2 separate regions of the Homo sapiens genome follow, and region 2 is linked to region 1. A link is a loop called in an ENCODE intact Hi-C map of the cell type or tissue named here. Cell type or tissue: endothelial cell of umbilical vein. All regions are shown on one strand. Links, peaks and the distances in the headings refer to the core of each region. The heading gives the core; the rest is flanking DNA.

What was found. Peaks named below come from ENCODE experiments on the same cell type or tissue, not always from the same donor. Only the 100,000 strongest peaks of a DNase experiment are listed, where the experiment ranks them.
Region 2: a loop joins it to region 1, with 3 times the contacts of the local background. A loop is called at or near these places in 2 of 110 quality-filtered maps.

Annotation. Positions count from the first base shown.
Region 1 is chr2:83,192,766-83,200,861 of GRCh38, reverse strand. No RefSeq gene overlaps it. Among named protein-coding and RNA genes, the nearest start is that of LINC01809, 330 kb to the left of the region's middle. In endothelial cell of umbilical vein, for the core only: a CTCF peak has its summit at 4,432; a DNase peak (open chromatin) is centred at 4,451; H3K27ac peaks cover 391 bases.
Region 2 is chr2:82,686,103-82,694,198 of GRCh38, reverse strand. No RefSeq gene overlaps it. Among named protein-coding and RNA genes, the nearest start is that of LINC01809, 830 kb to the left of the region's middle. In endothelial cell of umbilical vein, for the core only: no CTCF peak of the experiment used is centred there; a DNase peak (open chromatin) is centred at 3,268; H3K27ac peaks cover 1,946 bases.

The DNA of each region.
Region 1 (8,096 bases), core at 1,893-6,892:
ATATAACCATTTAATTCAACATTGCAGGAGGAAATAATAATATTGTTCCTAGAAATACACCCCTAAGATGCAAACATTTGAAATTCTACTTGAGCATTTAGCTAGGGTTTTTGAGAGAGTAAACAATAGCATAAATATACAGAGAGCTTATAACCAAGTTTTGGAAATATCAGTAACATGCAAAATAGTTACGTAAAGCTGCCCATTTGAATAAACCAACCACCAGGTACAAACTTTGAGTGCTAGCCAGGTTTGCTTCAATTAAAATTATGAAATCATTAAACTCAACCTGCCCCAACACACACATAATCATGGTAGTAGCAGAAGAAGATCTAGGAAGTATATGGTGTGAAATGGATCTATTCATTATAGGAACATATTAAGAAGAAAGGATAAGAAATAAAAAAAAAAGAATGCTGTATTTCAGGGAGTTGGAACTGACCTAAACCAGTTTGGCCATACAAAATTATAAGGGATTTTTTGGTAGACTTTTGGAGCCACTGAATACTTCAAGATAAATTGTAGTTAGTTAATCCACCACACTCTAATCCTTCTAAGGTAATAAAATCCAATATCAAACTACAATATATCCCTCACATTTATTAGAGAAATAATTACCTTGTAAAACTTCCCAGCACAATTATATAACATGCCCTCTAGATTAGATGACACACCAGCTTTCTGTCTTGTAAATATTCTGATGTGGCATTAAACATTTATTAAAATAAAACACAACACTATTATAGAGATAGGATTAAATATGCTAATACTATGGAAAAGGTAGGCAATCTAAAACTTCCAAATCTGACCAGACACAGGGCCATTTCACTACAGCACATCCAACTCAGTCTAGCAGAGTATCTCTAAACTATTCTTGCTCATCTACATGTCTTGAAAGACATTCATTTCACTAAAGAGGGATTATATACGTCACCCACAGTAGTTATAAACATGTGTCTACTTTCACCAATGAAAATCCATTTTTAATATTTATTATGACAATTAGCAAAGATCTGGTTTAGATAAGAATTAGGTCTATCTGAAGTTTGTGTATTCACCACCCCAGTAGTCACCATCCCAGCTGGCCACTGCTCACCACTTTCCATCTAATTCTATGCTTGGTAGATGGAACAATGAACAAAAGCCTTGAAATTTATTATGAAATGCAGAAGCATGCTGGGTATTTGCTTTTATTTTATGATAACCCTGGAGTGAAATAGTGAGTGTTGATTTTTAATCAGGTACAGTTAGGACAACAGATTGGGAGATGACTGCCTTTAAAAAGATAATTTGGTACTCACAGTTGACAAAAGGAAGGTGCATTCCAAGCCGTGCAGAGCCACATGCGGTGACCAAGGTGAGTCAAGAGACAAAAGTGCTGAGAAGAATGTATACTCTGTTGTTTTGGGGTGGAGAGTTCTGTAGATGTCTATTAGGTCCGCTTGGTGCAGAGCTGAGTTTAATTCCTGGACATCCTTGCTAACTTTCTGTCTCGTTGATCTGTCTAATGTTGACAGTGGGGTGTTAAAGTCTCCCATTATTATTGTGTAGGAGTCTAAGCTGGAAACCATCATTCTGAGCAAACTATCGCAAGGATAGAAAACCAAACACCGCATGTTCTCACTCATAGGTGGGAATTGAACAATGAGAACACTTGGACACAGGGTGGGGAACATCACACACCGGGCCCTGCCAGGGGGTGGGGGAACGGGGGAGGGATAGCATTAGGAGATGTACCTAATGTAAATGACGAGTTAATGGGTGCAGCACACCAACATGGCACATGTATACATAGGTAATAAACCTGCATGTTGTGCACATGTACCCTAGAACTTAAAGTAAAATAAAAAATAAAAATAAATAAATAAAAGAAAAAAGAGAGAGAAAAGAGAGAGAAAAGAGAGAGAAAAGTGAGAAAAAAATATGGAATGTGGGCAGGAGCCTTTATTGTGATTTCTGTCTCAGTAGGTTCAAGATCTGATAATTTTAATAATTTCAGTATGTTTTGGAGCACCAGGGTTGTCCCTAGTTGTCTGGTACTGGCCCTTGGGTGATTAGGGCAGGGGAATAGTGACCCTGAGGGTGTAAGCCTGATTAAAGGAAGTGGTGGGAATGTGGGCTAGTTGGTTAGTTTGTATATGAAAGTCACCCTTGCAGGCCAGTGAGTCCTTTACTGTCTCTAGGAATTGGCTAGGCCTTGTTGGACAGTGTCTCTAGGATCAGCAAGGCCTCAGATGTCAAAGCGTCAGAAATATAAAAAATAGGAAGTCATCATTTATGCGTTGTAATGTTGGATTAAATGCTTCTGAATTCTCTAACAAGAGAAACTGACCATACACTATTTAGCTTAAACTAACCAACCAATACATACTGTAACATTGACAAGGCTGAAGTGTTTTTGAAGTAAAAGACATGGTGTATAGTAGCAGCTTCATTAACTTCACATTTTAATCTGGGTCCTCTTCATCATTTTTTTACTTTACTCAAAATACACACACACACCAGTCCAAATATTTTAACATATATAATTTTATATGTGTGGGTGTACACATCCATAATGAAATGATGTACAATTAGCAGTCTTGTAATATTTACTTAAGGAATAAATGAACATTTCTTATTTTAAATGTCAGAAGAGAGACCAATAAACAATAATGTATCAAATAGTATCACAATTATCTGAATACTCTGCTTTGTTTCAGAATGGCATATTGGAAAAATACACATTATTGGCATTTAGTTTATTGGAATATCTAATCTTACATTTTAGCTCAGTTTTTTTTTTCTGAATAAACTTGTTCTCTAAAAGTCTCAACATTTTCCCATTAGCATTTAGAAAATTCTAGATTTGTAATCGTGTGTGCAGTAGATTCAGTGAAGCCTAGAATTGGTCTTATTTGAAAAGCACATTACACTGGGCTTTGAGTACTGTTAAAATGGAGGGGTAGAAGTATATCTGAAGCAATTACCAGAAATCTAAGGTAAAAGTTAGAACAAAGTCATCGAGAATTCCAGAGAATTATATGGAAAGTATTATGCAGAAATTAAATACCAAGAAAGAATAGTCAGTCTAATTCAGGTCAGTGCTCATGGTATTAAAAGAGAGATTGAGAAAGAGTCAAGAAGACTTTTTAGTGCATTGAGCTCTGTCTCAGTCAGTTTTTAAATGAGTTTTACTGAGGGTTTGGAACCTAAGACTAAGCAAACACTATCCCAAGTGACTGCTGCTCACCACAGTCCAACCAATTCTATGCCTGACAGATGGGGAGGGGGCACATGGAAAGCCTCATTCTCAAATTCAGAAAAAAATATTCATTACCAAATCCAGAAGCATGCTGAGTAATTGCTTTTATTTGATGCTCAATACAATAAAAATAAATTTGCTTGTTTAAATTAATGAAAATTGAAAAAGAAAACCCAGATAGAGTACTTTGTCCTAAGAAAAAGGTATTTGACATTTTGCTCAGCAACACAGGTTTAATTATGTTAGCTAACATAAGAGGTGAAATTGGGGACTAAGGTCTTATGTTGAATTAATATTGATTGACTCAAGAACATGTCCTTAAATTGAAGAAAAGAAATAACTTGACCTTTGAAGCCATTAAAGTTATAAAGCTTCCTTTAAAAATATAATTTTCTCTTGGAGAAGTTTGATTGATCACTTTAAAGGAGGCTGTCAGCAAATGTTATAATTTTCCAATAATTTGGACAGGGCTCATCTAAAAATGGAGATTGCTGTTCAGACAAAAGTGGAGGAAACATTATTTGCAACTGCAGGTAGGGGAAAGGAGTAATTTCCAATTTATATGCAAAACAACAAATATGTATAATCCATTCCTCTGGCTCAGTTAGTTAAAAAATAAGAGAGTGAGAGAAACTCACTTAGCAACACTATTTTCTAAGCATAATATTCATGTTTCCAAATGGAGCCAACTAATCGGCCACATCAGCAGTTTGCCAGCCTAGCAAGTCACACATGAGCTGTGCATGGCCCTGACTACAAAGCATACAAACCAAAGCTTATGGAAGACAATAAACATGGGATTTTGGAATATATTCCTGAATATCTCCTTGGAGACTTACTAGACCTAGGGCTAAACCTGTTAGTGGATTCACAATAAAGGAGAATGTCAATTTATAGTTGCACTTTCTCTTGTATTTCTAGAAGAATAATAAGTATTATTTTCTTAACTATTAATTCTCATTAAAGTTTTCTGTGTCTTAATTCTTGTTCAAGTTCATTTTCTGCCTCTCTCTCACACACACACACACACACTAAACATTAAGTTTATACTTAAACTTAATATATAAATTAAATAATTGGAGGAAATCTGGAGCTCTACTATGCATACAGTTGAAAAACGGTAGTACAATGTGTCAACATTTAATCACATGCAAACATCCTGCAGTTTGAATTATTGCAGAAAGAGGGCAGTCTTACATTTTAATGCAAAATCAAGATGTGCATTTAGCTATACTGTGGTCAACTGTAAAAAGAAAGGAAAACTGCAGTCAGAAAAATAAAAGTTCTGGCTAAATAGGATCCAGGACTAGCCCTATTGGTATAATAAATCTGAATTTTCTGTTTAAGTACAGGTGGCTTTTAGTCTTCAGAGCTAAAGCAAAATCAATATGTGTTTCATTCTGCCTACTCTCCTACCTCCACTATATGACCTTATTTTCTATTTCACAAAGAAATAGAAAACATCAAAGTTAGTTTTCCATTACCACACCTAAATCTGTGACTATATCCTTACACTGTCTTCAACGCTCAGAGCAGGTTTGTTACTGTTCTTCAAGGATTATCCCTCCCACTTTGTTCTTCATTTTATTCCCTACCCTCCTCTCCTTTCTCCACAATCCTCACACATCCTTTCAACCAAGACTGGTGTTATCTACCTATCATGCTTCTGTGTTTTCCATATTGTCATTTCTTTCTGTCTCTACTTGGTACTTATACACTTTAAATCCATTAACACTTAATACAAAAAAGAAAAAAGAATCCTTGCACCCCTAAAATAACATCTATTTTTCTCATTACCGATCCACTCAAACACATTATTTTTGGAGGAATACTCATGTGACAAAATTGTGTTATTTTGGTGGGCTCACTGAAGAATAATGCATCATGTCAAGCTCACACCCTGGCCACAGATATAGACATGAGACAAATAACTACAGTATGTAGAAGAGTCATAAAGGGAAAATTGCTGAGATGATGGAGGCACTTAACAGAAGACTTACTATATCTTTCAAAACCAAGCTCTACCTCCTCATCTCACAACCCATTTGCTTTCAAGCTACTAACTCCCGTCTACATACAGGACTCCACTAAATCTTCACTTGCCTCCAGTAAGCATGACCTTATAATTGATACATACAATGATCTTTTGACCTGCTCATAAAACTTCTTGAAATTCTCTCCTCTGCTAACTTGCATCACATCCCTTTAATCAGCCTTTCTGATGTGAGAGTGATGTGGCTATTACACATGATAGCCTAGGTAACAAGTTGCTTCGTGACGTTTATCTATATCTAATGTTCCCTAGATCTTTAAACCTCAGTATATTCTATGATATTTTATGTGAAACATGTTATCTTTCCATTCAAGCTTATTTTTCCTTCTACATTTTTATTTCTTGTGTGTCACTAACATTTATATTGTTGCCCAACCTAGAACCCATGAATTTTTCCAGACATCTTCCTTCACTGCAACCTGCAACTTTCGTCAGGTACTAAGTCTAGCAAGCTCTATCTCCATGAAATTTATCATGATGTCAGCTCGTCCATTTCTAATGGAGCATTCAATGATATTTGAAATATCTTTGAAGTTTATTATGCAACATAAGGATATGTAAATATGTATAAATATGTGGAAGTATGCATAAATTCATTAAAACTATAAATTATAAAATATATAAAAGTTTTTATATATTTTACATATATATGTGTGTTTCTGAGTGCAAGCGTGTGTCTCCATTAATACAGCCAATGTGGTACAGAAATACGTACACAAATAATTTCAATTGGACTTATTTTTTTATGCCAAAATGTAAACCAAAATGGAGTGGGGAATTCTGTATGTCAGGCGTTTTATGTGCTTTGACACACACCAAAATGTAGAAAGATACATATGTTTAAATATTCCTTCTCAGTGAAGGCTTGCCCATCCACTTCATTTATAACTTCAAAACATTCCATTTCTTAACTGAAGCCTGGTGGGTCTCTCCACTTTTATTTTCATCACAGTACTCATCAGTAACCAACACATTATAAATTGTTCTTATTACTTTTTATGTATGTCTATTCTATCATAGAAATATAATTTTCTATTATAGAAATTTTAAAAATATTTGTACATGCAACAACTAAAACAGTATATAGAAGGTATATAACAAATATAAGTTGAACATATCCTTTTACACTGATGGATGATAATGCCTTTAATAAAATACTATTTATGAAATGCTTAATATGTGCCAGGTATGCCATAACCTTATTCAATTTTTACAAAAATATTTAAAGTGATATTATCCACATTTTCAACATATGAGATATTGATATTTTGTAGGTTGTTTGTATTTCTTTCTTTTTTGAAGCTTATTTTTTAGAGATGAGTTCTTGCTATGTTACCCAAGTTTAACTCAAACTCCGGGGCTCAAGAGATCCTCCCACCTCAGCTTCTGAGGCACTGAGACTACAGGCATGAGCTACTGTGCCCCATTAAGATTTAGTGAGTTTGAATTATTTGCCTAAGATCCCATTATAGGGAAATATGGATTTATACTCATCTACGTAATGTGAAAATTCATGTTTTTAGCTACTAAATAATTTCAGCTTCAAGTAGTAAGGACCACATGAGTGTTTTCATCCTTGTTAGAGTTGCATATGCCACTAAACCTGCTGATATCTACATTAGAGGATTCCTGCTAGAAGTAAGTAGATTACTGAGCCATATAAGTGAAAAAAAATTAAATCTAAAAATGAATAAGACAATCCAGAACATATAAGTATAATTTTAACTAATTTATTTGTCATAATACATTAATCATGACAGTTGACACTTTAGGCTAATAAAAATTTTCATTCATATTTCTATAGTTTATAGCACCTGATTTAACAAAAGAAAAACAATTGTGAAATTCTCTTTTTCACTTACTTTATTTTGATTAGTCCAGGAACTGTCGTAGGATTATATTTCTTTTATTTCTGAGACAATTAGAGAATAATCATTTGTATTCTTTCCATTAAAGGCACTTATTTTATTTGACCCTTTTCTTACACTTTATAGTTTTGCTTTATATTTGGAAGAAGTCTGTTTAAATCACAGAACATAAAGATTTAAAACAAAACAAGAAAGGAAGAATGAGGAATCTCACTATTGCAAAGACATTGCAGGGCATATCTGTATAGCCATTATTCTTAATGTTTGGTACCAGTTCGGTATTTTTTTAGTTGAAATAGTTTTTTGAAATATTTTCTTTGTAACTAAACTAGATGTTCGAATCAATTAATTATGAAATGGTAATAAATTTCTAGTTATTTAGGATGAGGAGCTATGGACATTTCTAGACTAATATATCACTATTATTTCTAGCCATAGTATAGTGGAGCATTAAATACAATTGTAGGTCATTTTGGGCATATCACATCTTTAAATCAAATTGTGGAGTCATTATTGACTAGCTAAGTGATAATAATTAAATGAGTTAACTTGTATTAGTAATTTTTTCTTTTTGAAAATAAAATTGTTTAATGCATAATTATATTGGGATTTGAGTAGAAAGAACCCAGTACAACAGCCAAAAATTTTAGTGATTAATATTATCATCATCATCATCACTATAGCAATGTTTTATCCCACAAACTAATGTGTTTTGGAAATATGTCTGGACTTAGGCATTATACTAACTTAATTTAGCCCTGTACTTTGTCTCCAATGTGATGTGTATTCTGCTAATTGGTATAAAGAAAATTTCAGCTGGGTATGGTTGCTCAGGCCTGTAATCCCAGCACTTTGTGAGGCTGAGGTGGGAGGATCACTTGAGCCCAGGAGTTTGAGACCATCTTGAGCAACGTAGTGAGTCCCTATCTCC
Region 2 (8,096 bases), core at 981-5,980, 510 kb after region 1:
CTTCAGTTTCCTATGGTCTGAAATTTGTTTAAATAACTTCTAGTTCTACTTTCTGCCTTGAGATCCTACCAGTCTGTACTATATTGGGTTGTTCCATGGTTTCTGAACATTTATTGTCCTAATCTACATCTTTCCCCAAAGTTCAAAATAAATCCAGTACTATATCTTACCATCCCTGAAAAATTGACATGTTGGAATCACAGGATGCTACCAAGTCTAGGGACACTCAGTTGCATTCCAGACATAATCTAGCACACACACAGAGCCCCTGCCTGATCAAGTTGCCCATGGGTCTGATATTCTTCATGTGTTAACTATTATTACTTAATAAGGCTAAAACTGTATCTATTTTAAACTTGTGTTTTAGTGTGGTAAGAACACTTAGCATGAGATCTACCCTCTTTATAAATTTTTAATTGTACAATACAGTATTTTAAACTATGGGAACAATATTGTATAGCAGATCTCTAAAAGTTATTTTTCTTGCACAATGATTATTTTATCCCCTTGACTTAGCAACTCCCCACTCCCCACTCCCCTTGGCTCTTGTGACCACCATTCCCCTTTTTGATTATATTAATTTAACTAGTTTTAATACCTCAGAAAAGGGATATCATGCAGTATTTGTTCTTCCATGACTGGCTTTTTTTCTTAACATAATATCTACTAGGTTTTACCGGTTTTTCTTTTCCATATTTAGTGCTTCCTCTGGGAGCTCTTGTAAGGCAGGCCTGGTGGTGACAAAATCTCTCAGCATTTGCTTGTCTATAAAGAATAATATCTACTAGGTTCATCTATGTTATCACAAGTAGTAAAATTCTATTATTATTATTATTTTTATTTTTTTATTTTTATTTTTGAGATGGAGTCTCACTCTGTTGCCCAGGCTGGAGTGCAATGGCACAATCTCGGCTCACTGCAATCTATGCCTCCAGGGTTCAAGCAATTCTCCTGCCTCAGCCTCCTGAGTAGCTGGGATTACACATGCTTAGCTAATTTTCGTATTTTTAGTAGAGACAGGGTTTCACCATGTTGGTCATGCTGGTCTCAAACTCCTGACCTCATGATCTGCCTACCTTGGCCTCCCATAGTGCTCAGATTACAAGTGTGAGCCACTGTGCCTGGCCAGAAATCTATTAGTTTTTAAGGCAAGTATTTTTTGAAATTTCATAGGTTGCTTTTTTCAGTCTGTTGATTGTTTTCTTTGCTGTGCAAAAACATTTTAGTTTAATGTAGTTCTATTTGTCTATTTTTACTTGTGTTGTTTGGGCCTATGGTATCATAGCCATAAAATTCAACACCATATCATAAACTCTTTCCCTATGTTCCCTTTTAGGAGTCATACATTTCAGGTCTTATATTTAAGTCATTAATCCACATTGAGTTGATTTTTATGTATAGTGTAAGATAAAGTCAAATTTAATTATTCTGTGTGTGGATATCATTTTCCCAACACCATTTCTTGAAGAGACTATCCTTTCCCCATTGTGTATTCCTGGATCCCTTGCCAAAGATCAATTGATGATATATGCGCTGATTTATTTTTGGGTTCTCTATTCTGTTTCATTGGTCTATATGTCTGTCTTTATATCAGTACCATGCCATTTTAATTATTGTAGCCTTGTGATATATTTTAAAATTAGAAAGTTTTGTTTTTCTTTCTTAATTTTGTTTCAGCTATTTGAGGTCTTTTGTGATTTAATGTAAATTTTAGTACTTTTTTCTATTTCCGGAAAAATACCATTGGGATTTTGATAGGGATTGCATTGAAATTGTAGATCACTTTTGATAGTATAAATATTTTAGCAATATTAAGTCTTTCAAACCTTGAACATGAGATGACTATTTATGTGGGCCTTTTTTTTATTTCTTTCATCATTGTTTACAGTTTTCAGTGTACAAGTTTCCCACCTTCTAAGTTCTTTTTATAGACTTTATTATTAAATTACATTTTTTATAAGTACCTTTTCAGATATTTATTTTTTAATTAGTTTTTGAATTTTTTTGAGATGTAGTCTTGCTCTGACACCCAGGCTGGAGTGCAGTAGTGCTATCACACCTCACTGCAACCTTTGCCTCCCAGGCTCAAGTGATCCTCTTGCCTCAGCCCACCAAGTTCCTAGGACTATAGGCATGCACCACCACACCACACTGATTTCTATATCTTTTTGTAGAGAAATATATAAAAAAAATTTTTTCAGGCTGTTCTCGAACTGGGCTCAAGCCATCCATCCACCTCAGCCTCCCAAAGTGCTGAGATTACAGGTACTGTCCCTGGACTTTTTAGATATTTCATAAAACTTAGTCCATTTGAAATAAAGCTTTTAAAAGTAACATATAGTAATTTTTAAAGTGATCCATATATATTATAGAAGGCTTGGAGAATAGAAAGAATTATAAGAAACAAAAATATTATTTACAATAAAATCTACTACCCATATAAAAACCGTGTTAAAATTCTGGTTATATATTGCTAGTGATGACATAAGCATAAACTTGTATCCTACCTTTTTGTTATTATTTTCCAAATCTCTGAACTATATTTGAATGATGAGACAGGAGATACCTAAGCATTATTTATTTAATTACTCCATAAATGTTTATTGCATTAAGTGGTGAGCATTATATTTAATATTTCACTGTTGGGAAAATTTTAGGTGGTTTTACTCTCATAAACATTTTTGCTTACTGGAGATGTTATTGATACAGCAATTGCAATTGCCTTCTGAGCATTATTTTTTGATACACGCATGCTGCCTGGCACAAATGTTTCATCCTGACTCTACATTCTTCCATGTGTACTCTTCCAATCTTCCATTTGATATGTTGCTATCTCCATATTTTGGTTATCTAAATATGTAACACAAAGTTTCACAGTGTCTCCACTTTACTGACACCCAGAAAATACATTTTTCTTAAATTTAATATTTCTATTTCTGAAAACATGTTGAAAAATTATATAGTCATTGACACAAAATGCTGTGTCATCCTAGTTTTACAAATGCCATGATACATGTCTGTTAAAATTAAGAATGGGATTGATTTGAGGAGTTGATGAGTGTTTGCGTTGTTCTACAGTCTTATTCTTCCATGGCTAGTTAGCTTTTCTTTGTCTTTCACATGGCTCTAGCCAGCACATTTTTTCCTATGACAGAGTCTAATGCATAATTTTTATTTTTTTAAGGCATATTCCATGGCATTAAAAGATATTTCCTTTTCAGATGCAGGTATTTTCATAATATCAGCAGGAAATAGAATAAGCTCATTCTTTCCGCATTTTGTGTTGTTCACTTTAATCAAAACTGGCTTCCTCTGACAGTTTTGTTATCATACAGATTAAATATCTTCTAAAAATAATCACAGGAAGGGCAAGTTCTCTGAAATTTCCTCAGGCTGTACATTTAACCTTCTTAATAGCAACATTTTATTTTGGTGATATCTTTAAGCACTTGCGTATATCTCAAGCAATCTCAGCTTTGAGGTGTCCAGATGATAAAATAAGCCTTAATTTAAGTGAACCAACATTTCTGGTTTCTTCCTTTGAATTACTGAATACTTTTTTATAAGATCAATGTGTCAGAGCAATTCCTTTCAATGCCATATTACTGAGAAAACAAAAAATCAACATGAAAATAGACCACATAAACATATTCATGAAAAATATTGAACAAATCCATATTTATAAGACATTGCACTGGTCTTTATAAGAAATGCCCTCCTCACTTCAAAGCTTTTATGAGATATTAAAAAAATAAGTTATAATACATTCTGTTTAGAATTTGGAGTTTTTATTTCTAGGAGTGAGGACTTTTCCATACCTTTACAGAGTAGGTTGCATTTGATAGACTTGAAACTGAGGCAAGATTGACTTTTAAAAAAGCGATCAGTGGTTTTCTCAGTGTGAGAGAAAATTAAATAATTCCATCAGAAAGAAATTACTTAAGCATATACAGAGATGGAAAAATATATGGCATATTTAATAAACATAATTAACTCAAACTTCTTCAGACAAAATAAATGAAGTAAAATAAGTCTTTAATATGATACTGAGTTGAAATAATAGTCATGGGACCTAGTCCAAGTTTTTAGTTATTAGTCGATATATTGATTTATTTATTTAACAAAAAATATTTAAAGGCTATGCACTTATGTGGCAAAGTGGTAATATAAAATGAGAATATGTATACAGTTCATATGAGTTATCTAATTTGTTTATTGCAAGCACTTTTTAATTTGTTTTATTGGGGTATAATTTACATACACTAAAATTAATCAATTTACAATTTAATGAATTTAGGGAATTTTATACAGTGTGCAACCACCACAACAATCACGATAAAGAATATTTCTACCAACCCTCATAATTTTACTCCTGTCTTTTTTACAATATATTCGATACCCCAGTTTAATCTTCTTGAAACTTCCGATCTATTTTCTATCACTATAATTTTGCCTTTTCAAAAATTCTGTTTCTAAATGAACTTATGCAGCCTTCATTCTTTCATTTCAGTCTTCTTTCATTTATTATAATTTTTGGAAAACTTTAAAAATGTTGCTAGTGTATCATCAGTTTGTAACTTTTTCATTGCTGAGTAGTATCCCATTGTATGGATAGGCTTTAATACATTTATCTATTCACAAGTTGTTGGACATTTGGGTAGTTTTAAATTTTCTGGATATTATGAGTAAAGTTCTATGACCATTTGAGTACAGATTTTATATAGCTCATACATTTTTACATACTGGGCCATATTCTTAGTGTACATTTAAAATTTATAAGAATTAAAAATCTTAAGCAGAAAAACTACTAAGAAAACCACACCTAGTCACATTACAGTAAAACTTCTGCAAAGTTGCAAAACAAAGAGAAAATCTTAAAAGCATCCAGAGAAAGAAAAATAAAAAGAACATGACAGGCAGGTACAGAAAAAGTAGCCAAAAGTCAATGAATTGGTATATTCAAATGCTTGAAAGAAAATACTTACCAGCCAAGAATTTTAAAACCAAAGAAAATGCCTTAAAAAAAATTTAACCAATGACATTTACAGAACAAAATCGAATATAATGATAGGAAACTTACACTAGTGCATTTTGTTCTCCAGGAGGAAAAAAAATGGCCCTCCTCAAAAATTAGTGTTAGAAGAAATAAGAGGCCATAAAAGACTAAATATATGAGTTAATTTGAATGCATGGTGATGACAAAACAATAATACCAGTACTTGTTATTTTAAAATATATTCAGAATTTAAGCCCGTAACTAGCGCATCATATAAGTCACAGGTCAGATGGTAAGCAGAGTTAAAGAGCTCACAGGATCTTCAAGAGGAAACATTCAGAACTTCTAATAGTTGTTGAAATTTTGAAGATTCAATTTGTCATTTTAGCCATTAAAAATAATATATATCTAGTAAGATAATAGAAAAAAAAATGGCATAATAAAACATCAATAGAAACTACGACAACAAAAGAGAGAAAATGGAACATAGCATATGTGATATGGTTTGACTGTGTCCCCACCCAAATCTCATCATGAATTGTAGTTGTCATAATTCCCACATGTGAGAGAAAATCGGTAGGAGATAATTAAGTCATGGGGGTGGTTTCCCACATACTGTTCTCATGGTGGTGAGTAAGTCTCATGAAATCTTATGATTTTATAAGGGATTTCTCCTTTTGCTTGGTTCTCATTTTTTCTTGCTTCTCTGCCGCCATGCAAGATGTGACTTTGCTCCTTTTTTGCCTTCAACCATGATTGTGAGTCCTCCCCAGCCATGTGGAACTGTGAGTCCATTAAACCTCTTTCCTTTAGAAATTACCCTGTCTCTGGTATGTCTTTATTAGCAGTATGAGAAAAGACTAATACAATATGTATGAGAAATGTTAAAAAGTGAATAGTAATATAGTATACTTAAATTCATTTTTATTAGTAATAATTTAATTAAATGTAAATATACCTAATGGTCCAAACAAAATACAAGATTTATTTTAAATGATTGACAGAAAAAAAGATTGAAAAATGATGACAACTAAAAAAAAAGCTAGAGTAGTTATAATAGTATCAGATAAATTAGAGTTTTAAGGCAAAATATTGCTAGGAATAAAAAGGAATATTTCATATTTATAAAAGGTTAGGGGGCCAGGCATGGTGGCTCATGCCTATAATCCCAGCACTTTGGGAGGTAGAGGCAGGAAAATCACTTGAGTCCAGGAATTCTAGAACAGTCTGGGCAACATGGCAAAACCCTGTCTCTATCAAAAACACAAAAATTAGCTGGGCGTGGTGACTGAAATTATATGCTTGTAATTTCAGCTACTGGGGGCACTGAGGTGGGAGGGTTGCTTGAGCCTGGGAGATTGAGGCCGCAATGAACTGTGATTGTGCCACTGCATTCCAGCCTGGATGACAGAGCAAGATGCTATCTCAAAGAAAAAAAAAAAGGTTTAACTCATGAAGAAGGTTTTTTAAAGTTCTAAATTTGTAATAACATACATTCTAAGCATATAAAGAATAGTGGGAAGAACTAAAAACAGACAACTAATCAGAGTAGAAAATATTAATAATCTCAGTAATTGATACAACAACAAAAATGGACAGGACCCAACATCTATCACTAGACTTCATTTAAGGTACATGCCAATCAGCCATGGAAAAATTGTCTGAATTTTAAGCACAACTCAATGACTTCCAATGTACTGATGTTATACTGTCTGTTACTGGAACACAGAGGAATTTAGGTAGTTAGAAATTTAAGATAAATAGTTAAACAGAATATCACACAAAATTGAAAATTCATACAAATACTTCTAAAATCCATGGGTCAGAAAAAGGAATTACGCGCTAATTCCATTTTGAGGAAAAATGTATTGCCTCAAAGATGGAGTCAGAAAGAATTATAAGTATCCATTTCATGATGCTACAAAAAGATATAATGAATATATTATAGACAGATAGATGATAGATAGATAGATCTATATACTGACGGTGTGTGTGTATGCACCTGAATGAAGTCAAAATTGATTATTAAAAAATAACTAATAACAGAGATGAATATTAAGTAAAACTAATTTAAAAAGGAGTAGCGGAAGATATACAAAAAAAACCCCTAATATCATAAAGGAAATAAAAACATTTTTAGAAATACCCATCTTACAAAAAGAAAACAAGATGAAATATATCTGAAAAGTCCTATGTCTATTAAACAAATAGAATTCAAACTTATTTTTTTCTAAAAGAAAATGTCAGATCTATATGGCTTCCTTAGCTATTTCTCTCAAATATTACAGGTAGAAATAATGCCACTTTTTATATATTATGAGGCTAACATAAATTGGACATCAAAATCTAACGATAATATTAAAGAAATAAAATTGTGATCCAATATTACTGTTGAGGAGATAAGTAAAAAACACTAAAGCATGATTCTAAATAATATATAAAATGAAAAATGTGTAACAATAAAATCGGGTTGATTCCTGGAATGCCAGTTTAGTTTAAATTTGAAAATACATTAATGTATTTTACTAGCCTCATAAAATATCGAATTAAAAAATTCTACATCTCTGATGATGCCACAAAAATACTTATTAAATATTAGCATAAAATTTTGACAGGGACTTTTAGCAAAATAGGTGTCAAAGGAAAGTTGCTCATGTGGCTAAGGCATGCAGAAAGATCTACCGACACTGGGGATTGGGCAAGTAGTGAGTGAAAGGTGATACTAGGTGGGTACTGGGGTGCTGGAACCATTGATTTCTTTCCAGGTTCTGGTGAAATGTGTTAATTTGGGATATTTTGTTGAGTACTGCACTTGTTATTTGGGCACTTTTCTGTGTTACTTTTCAACAAAAGCTGAAAATAAAAGCTTCCAATGATTCTGTTTTGCACTCAGAGCACAATGCCAACGCCCTTCCAGTCATGCCTGGCTATCACTTACCTCTCCTGATTCTTTCCCTCTTATTCACTGGGCCCAACTGTGTCAGCTCCACACTGCATGTGACGCATAATTGGTAAATGAAACAAATGGCCTAGAGCCCCATCGAATGTTCCTACATTTGATCAAATTTAAATTTTATTCAGTTAATATCAACACTGATAT